2 separate regions of the Homo sapiens genome follow, and region 1 is linked to region 2. Evidence: chromatin loops called from intact Hi-C (ENCODE). Cell type or tissue: GM12878. All regions are shown on one strand.

Evidence for each region. Hi-C counts contacts between places; a loop is a spot of excess contacts. Peaks named below come from ENCODE experiments on the same cell type or tissue, not always from the same donor. Only the 100,000 strongest peaks of a DNase experiment are listed, where the experiment ranks them.
Region 1: it touches region 2 in a loop (3-fold over the local background); 1 of 110 quality-filtered maps calls a loop at or near these places.

Annotation. Positions count from the first base shown.
Region 1 is chrX:29,477,104-29,481,103 of GRCh38, reverse strand. The region is part of intron 5 of IL1RAPL1 (interleukin 1 receptor accessory protein like 1); the gene reads right to left. Among named protein-coding and RNA genes, the nearest start is that of MIR4666B, 95 kb to the left of the region's middle. RefSeq lists a silencer at 2,156-2,315. In GM12878, a CTCF peak has its summit at 2,244 (motif pointing right); DNase peaks (open chromatin) are centred at 2,263, 2,691 and 2,821; H3K4me3 peaks cover 1,445 bases; H3K27ac peaks cover 1,321 bases.
Region 2 is chrX:29,553,848-29,557,847 of GRCh38, reverse strand. All of the region lies in intron 5 of IL1RAPL1 (interleukin 1 receptor accessory protein like 1), which reads right to left. Among named protein-coding and RNA genes, the nearest start is that of MIR4666B, 18 kb to the left of the region's middle. In GM12878, no CTCF peak of the experiment used is centred here; a DNase peak (open chromatin) is centred at 2,147; H3K4me3 peaks cover 2,241 bases; H3K27ac peaks cover 3,528 bases.

The DNA of each region.
Region 1 (4,000 bases), 77 kb after region 2:
TTATTGGCTGATTTTAGAATATTTTAGTTTGTTATTTATCATTAAACATCTAATAATTCAACAACAACAAAATTTAAAATTGGATTATATATTAAATTGACTGAGTCACCAAGTATAATTTGTATTAAGGATGGATGCTATTAATATTTACTTTTGCAATAAAGAAAACATAACTAAGAAAGCTGCTAGAACAAGTAAAAGATTTTTTTCAAGGTTAAAAATGGCATTTTCATTCAGCCATAAAATGATAGCATGAAAGTATACATAATAGCAAACTATTATGTTAATAACATTAACTATTATGTACTATATAAAAAATCAGCTTGTAAAACAGACTCCATTAGATGAAAAAATGGAAAAAAGGAGATAATAAACATCAAACTAATAAGAGATGTGTAGAGATGATGAGATTGCAACTGATTTTTACTTCTTTGTGTTTACTTTTTACATAAAATATGGATTACCTTTAGTACACATTACCTCTCCCCGCCAAAAATAGGCAGTTCTGAAAAGTTTGAAACTTTCATTACATATATTATTATGGTTGAAACTATATCAATGAAAGGCAAAAGTGCCAACACAAGGATTACATTAAGTGATATAATGAGTGGAATTGTCTTTCTTTTAAAACAATTTTATTCTTTTTAATAAGAATAGGCATAGAAGGATATCAAAAGAGGAGGGGTAGATCAGGCCAAGATGGCACATTCTTTTGGTTATAACCGATGTTGTGAGTCCAAATTCCATTGGTAGTTTGTACATAAATAGATCCATTCAAAGGTATGCATATATATATATATATATATATATATGTATATGTGTGTGTATACATATATCATGCTTCAATTAATAAACTGTCTAATTTATTGCCCCCAAAAGTAAATATTGATATTGACAGTACTAAATGGAGTTTTATGGTCAGAAATATATAGAACAGCAATAAAGCCATTGAATTTGGACAAGAAGTGGTCATCGAACATTTGTTAGGGATTGAGGGAACATACGAGGACAAAGAAAGATTGATTTCTGTGAAGTTGTTGGCTTGAAGCCAAACAAGAGAGGGGTAAAAGTGTCTACCCAAAGGAAAAAAAAAAGTCATTATATGAAAAAGACACATGCATGTGCATGTTTATAGCAGCACAATTCGCAATTGCAAAGATATAGAACCAACTTAAGTGCCCATGGGCCAGCGAGTGAATAAAGAAAATGCGGTATATATACACCATGGAATACTACTTAGCCATAAAAAGGAATGAAATAGTGTCTTTTGCAGCAACTTGGATGGAGCTGGAGGCCATTATTCTAAGTGATGTAACTCAGGAATGGAAAACCAAATACCATATGTTCTCACTTATAGGTGGGAGCTAAGCTATGAGGATGCAAAGACACACAGAGTGATATAATGGACTCTGGGGACTGGGGGGGAACGTTGGGAGGCGGGTGAGGGATAAAAGACTACATTATAGCGTACACTGCGCAGGTGATGGGTGCACTAAAATTTCAGAATTCACCACTATGGAACTAATCCTTGTAACCAAAAAAAACCTGTACCTCTCAAACTATTGAAACTTAAAAATAAATAAATAAATTGCTATAGGTAGTGTCAAATAATCCTCCAAGAAAGTTGTGAAAATTTACTTTCCTATACATTTTGCAACACTTACAATGCTAATTTTTTTTTTTTTTTTTGAGACAGGGTCTCGCTCTGTCACCCAGGCTGGAGTGCAGTGACGCAACCATGACTCACTGCTACCTCTGCCTCCCAGGCTCAAGCGATCCTCCCACTTCAGCCTCCCGAGTAGCTGGGACCACAAGGCACGTGCCACCACACCTGCTAATTATTTTTATTTGTATTTCGTAGAGACATGGTCTCCCTATGTTGCCTAGGCTAGTCTCAAACTCCTGGGCTCAAGTGATTGTCCCACCTTGGCCTCTCCAAGTGCTGGGATTACAGACGTGAGCCACAGAGCCCAGCTGATGCTGAATATTCTTTTGTTCATTTAAAAGATACTACATGCTAAGGGCTAATGCTAGGAATGCATTAGTGAGAGACAGAGAAAAAGAAAAAAAAAAACTTCTGCTTTCAGATATTATAGTCAATGAAGGAGTTTAAGGGGTAAGAAGAGAATAAACAAATTAACAATTTAATATATAAAATATTAAGTAGGATGAAGCAAAATAATGCAGGGAATGGCGGACAGTGAAGGGTGTGAGGACAGGATGCTATCTTCAGGAACAGTCAGTAGGGGGAGCTCTACTCAGGCGGTGACCTGAGACGGGGAGGCAGTGATGTGAACTGCATGGAGCTCTAAGAGAAAGAACACTCCCGGCAGAGAGAAAAAGCAGATGAGAAACCAACTATAAGAAAGATCAAGGCAGTCATCGCAGTGGAGAGAAGGACCTGGGAGAAGAGGGCTGGAAAATGTGATGAGAGAGGCAGGAGTTGGGGCTGAAAGAAGGGGATGGGGTTAAGTCTGCAGAGTCTCCAAGACCACGGTAATAAGGACTCTATATTTACTTTTAGTGAGATGGAAAGACCCTGGGGGTGTTCTGACCAGGGACTAGTGATGATCTGTCTTGAGACATAAAGGAACGACTGGCCGATTGGCTGTTGAACGGAAGACTATAGGAGGGCAAGGGCTGAAGCAGGGGGAGATGTAACAGGGGGACACAGCCATCCAGCCACAGGATGACAGAGGCAAGAGTGGAGGTGCTGAACTACACGGCAGAATTTTGGATAAATTTTGAAAATGGAGCTGAGAGGATTTGCTCATGGGTTCACGTGAGTTGTGAGGAAGACAGGAGTCAAAGAGGGCTCTAAATATTTTTGCCTAAGCAACTAGTTGAATGGAGCTGACGTTTTCTGAAATAGAGAAGTCTGTAAAAGGAGCAGGTGTGAAGGGGAATCAGATGCTCAATTCTGGGTGTGTTAAACTTATGATAACTATTGCATATCCCTGTGGAGATACCAAGCAGACATTGAGTAGGTAATACTAACAAAGTCCTATTTTTACTTTCCTTTTTTGTTTTGCTCTCTTTTCTTTCTGTTTTATTTTTGCTTGTGAGGGTAAAATTATCTTGTTTTAATTTGCATATCTTTAAAGGCTAGTGAGGTTGTTTGGTTATTTTTAACTATTTGTATTTCTTCTGTGAATTACTTGTGGTTTGTTCTTTTGGTTTGCTGCAAGTCTTTATGTATTTTGCATAGATATTTTTCTATTAAATTCAACTTCCTACTCTGCCATCTGTTTTTAAAATTTTGTTTATGATTTTTTTGGTACAGAAGTTTTAAATGTACTGAGCAACATGGCATAGGAACTTTGTAGCCAGACTGCCTGGGTTCACCTACCAGCTGCTCTGCTTACCAGCTTATTGACCCTGGACAGGTCACGTAACTTCTCATAACTACTCAGTATCTCAAGTTTCTCTTCTATAAAATGGGGATAATAATAGTGCATTTACCTCTTTGGGTTTTTATGTTAATATATATAAAGTACTTAAAAGAGTGACTGACATAGAGATGCACTAAAGAAGTGTTAGCTATTGCTGTTTTCAATGTAATCAAATCTTCAGGGTCTACACATACCATTAAATGCCACCTAACCTAGGAATACTTGGAAGATGGAGTGTGCTTACGAGGATATAGAGATGAGGGGCAGAAATGTAAACACAACAAATAGCTGATGACACAAATAGCATTCGCTTTCTCTATTCTTGTCTTCTGAATTGTATAACCTCTCTTATGCCAACTATTGGAGGAGATGGTTAATAATAGCAGCAATAATAATAGTCTTAATAGTAAAAATATCTTGAAAACTTCTGCTATGCCAGACGCTAGGCCAAGCATGCTTCAAACACTGCCTTATATAATATTCACAGAACATCTTAGGAGATGAATCCTATTTTTTCCATTTTCAAATCAAGTCACAGATTTACTGAAAGTACAGCTGATCTATACCATGTAGAGAGCCCATATTTTGTATTAGTTAAGAATATGGGA
Region 2 (4,000 bases):
TATCATGCCATTTGTGACAACACAGATTAACCTGGAAGACATTATGCTAAGTAAAATAAGCCAAACATAGAAAAACAAACACTGCATAATCTCACTTATATCTGGAATCTAAAAATTAAAACTCCTAAGAGCAGAAAGTAGAATGGAGGTTACCAGTGGCTGAGAGTAGGGAAAATGGGGAGATGTTGATCAAAGTGTACAAAGTTTCAGTGATGCAGTATGAATAAGTTATCTCAATTTAATGTACAGCTAGTAACTATAGTTAATAATACTGTATTGTGCACCTGAAATTTGCTAAGAAAATAGATCTTAAGTGTTCTCACCACACACACACAAAATATGGCTACTATGTAAGATGATCAATATGTTAATTGGCTTGATTATGGCAATCACTTCACAATGTATGCTTACATCGAAACATCGTGTTGTACACTTTAAATACATACAATTTTTTGTCACTACATCTCAATAAAACTGAAAAAAGTGGGATTCAGAATAGAATCTCTAAGAATAAAGATGGAGTATTTTACTGTGTCTTCTCATAGTCTAATCTGTGTCTTGAGATCTTGAGGATGTCAGTAAGCCAGAATAAAATTCTTGACCGCCTAAGACCATTCATTGGCTGGAATTTGTTTGGTTTTCTTATAAAAGGAATTGTCTTTCCAAATATCTTTAAAACCAGACAGCCAACAACTTAATTGTCATCAGCTGTATCGAGATGGCCCCACGCATACACAACATGTTTCTTTGGATTCTTATTATTTGCCACTTATGGAAAAATGACTATAATAAAGGGCTGAAGTACTATAATATTTTTAGGATGATGATGAATTTCTTCATAATCCTGGGGCAGTGATATTCAATCCTAAATCAAAAACAAAGTTGCTAAAAAATGTCCAACCTTTCTCCAGACTAAATGAATCAGAATCAAGGGTTAGGTTTAGGTATCCATATGTATTAATTGAAAGCTTCACAAGCAATTCTGATACATAGACTGAATTGAGAACCACTAATTTAAAGAATTCTGAGAATATATCTTCATAAAAATCATGCACATATAATAGAAAATACATATTTTAAATTAAGCCATTTTTCTCAAACCTATTACACTTTTCAAAAAGTTGTTCCCACACTGTAGACTCATCACAATATACATTCAACTTTGATCTTAAACTATGATTTTCTTTTTTTTTTTTTTTTGAGGCAGAGTCTTGCTTTGTTGCCCAGGCTGGAGTGCAGTGGCACGATCTCAGCTCACTGCAGCCTCCGCCTCCTGGGTTCAAGTGATTTTCCTGCCTCAGCCTCCCATGTAATTGGTATTACAGGTGCCCAACACCACACCCAGCTAATTTTTGTATTTTTAGTAGAGACAGGGTTTCACTATGTTGGTTAGGCTGGTCTCAACTCCTGACCTCGAGCAATCCATCCTCCTCAACATCCCAAAGTACTGGGATTACAGGCGTGAGCCACTACGCCTGGCCTGATCTTAAACTATGATTCTTAAGAGTTTCTCAGTTGATATTAACCTACTTAAATGTGTAACTCTTGTTTTCTTGCCAACAGACACCATATATAGTTCAAGAGAAAATTAGCCTTACTGGAGTTTCCTAACTTGCTTTAATCAAATTTCGACTGTTAACCATATTGGAGAAAAGCGCTAGTGTCAGTGAATGGACACATTATCCCCATGTTCCCCTGACTGGACACCATGGGGCTCTAAGCTGTGCCTTCCAGTCCTCCCCATATTACAACTCACGAGGGAGGTAGATGACATGTCCTAGGGACTACCAGGAAAGGAAAGGCTTTCCACTTCTGTGGCTAAGGCAGAGTGTGAACAAATTATGCAAATGAATACAGAGAGTGGGCTCCACTCTTGCTTTTTAGCCAAGCAAGGTCTCTGATGGAAGTAAGGAAGACACTGTGCTTACTTAACTTGTTTGCATAGTGCACATTCCTGCAATTCTCAGCATGGCCAAGTTAATTTTGTTTCCCCCCTCCCCAGTGTTCTTTTCCTTTCCTAAAAACTTTTCTTTAAGGGAAGCTAAAATGTGACATGCATAATATGGATCATTGAATTTGTCAATTACTCACTGAATAACCACACCAAATACAAATTACGTGTCAAGTTCAATACCAGGGATCTGAGGGATGCAGAAATGACTCATTATAGAGCTAATCTTAACATGTTCTCATACCATTTAAAGAACTGAAAGAGACAGATGTGCACACAGGTAGGTTTCAGTGTTATAAGGGCTACAATGAACTTTGAAGCACATTTGAGACATCACAGAAGAAATGGCTAGCCATCTCTTCAAGAGATGAGGATAGTGTGGCAAAAATTGCACTGTGCATGAACAGGAATTGAGACAAAACCTGAAAAACTGTCCTGTTCATTTTTTCTAACTTTGGGCTTAAGGAAGGCAATTGTCTGCCTTGAAATGGATGTATCAGTGAGGCATCAGGAGACTACAAGTTCAAAGTTCTTCAAACTCACTGTCTGTAAGTATTTTAAAATGGTTGCCTCACGGCCTTTTTCCTTAAGTTAGAGATACCCAAATATCTCTGTAGGTCAAACAGATCCTGTGGTGAAAATTTAGAATGGTACTATGTTGTCTAAAAGTACATTTATAAATGCAGGCATATGGTTATAATGACTTTATTTCTAATCCAAATGCCTTATAACATGACTTATTTTGGATTATATTTAGAGGCCTGGCATGAATTAATGGGAAAAGCTGTTTGTGAATTATTCAAATATAACAGGTGGTCTGGCAGGGCCTGTTAAAGGGGATTCTCAGTCTTATTGCCAGAGAGTAAACTCTGCACAGACTTGCAGGCCTGCCTGGATTCCATAATATCTGCAGCAAAAGGTTATTTCAATTTGTATTTTAGGAAGCCTTAAAAACTATTGAGAGGAGAAAAAAATATACTGTGAAAATCAATGGACAGGGTTAGCAAATAGTTAAACTAGGAATGTGTAGTGTGTTTATGTACATGAGTATACACATGGCCCACTCCCAGTTACCACAGTATTACAGTAAGTGCAGATTCACATCACTGATTTTTTTTTTGAGGCAATTTTTGAAGAAAGCTTAAGGCACACCATTATGGATCAACTGTATATTAGAGGGACATTAATGCTCTTTAGGGCTAAAAATTGTGGGCTTTAGGAGACTTACATAGCTCCTACTGTGGAACTTAAAATGCTAAGAGAGTGAATGAAGAAACATTTGCCATCTGAGAGAAGATACTTCAATAAATTATCTTAGGTGCACTGTTGAAGGACATGGCTAGCAGTAAGTTAGTCTGAGGTAATCTTTCTAATGAAGGCCTACAATGTTTCATTAGAAAGTTGGAAAATTACAAAGTTTGAAAAAAGAAAATACGAGTTTCCTTTCTGACTGAGAACAGATTCAGCCACTGTGGAAATGAGCCAAAGAAATGTCAAAATTGATATTCCATGAAGAATTTAAGAAGCCAGATCATTGATCTCACTCAAATATGTATGAATATTATTTATTATAATTTTGAATCTTTTTTTCCTAAAAGTTTACAGGGGCTGGTGATAAAGTTGCTTTTAGGACCTAAAAGGTCACTTGCCTTACTTACATTGTCTTTTCTACTCTAGATTGGATGGCGCGATTAATGGTCCAGGCTCTGTTGTTCCATCGTTTTTGTTGGTTTTACTGCATTCCATTCTACTAGTTAGTAGTTTAAAAGGCCACCCAAGAGCTCCAACATGTAAAGAGCTAGGAAGTCATGCTTACAAGAAAAAGCCAAAGAAACTAAAAATCATTGACTTTTCTTGGATCCATCAGAAAATTGAGGTCACAAAGCAAACTTCCACACTGAAATGCAGAGATACAGGCAAATACAGAGTCAAAGCAGCAATTAGTTTCCCTCGAATAAAAAAAAAAAAAAGGCCACTGGATCCATAAACTTGTAAGAATCCTTAAACCGTAATTTTTATGAATTGCTGGAAACTGAATGTGGATTAGTA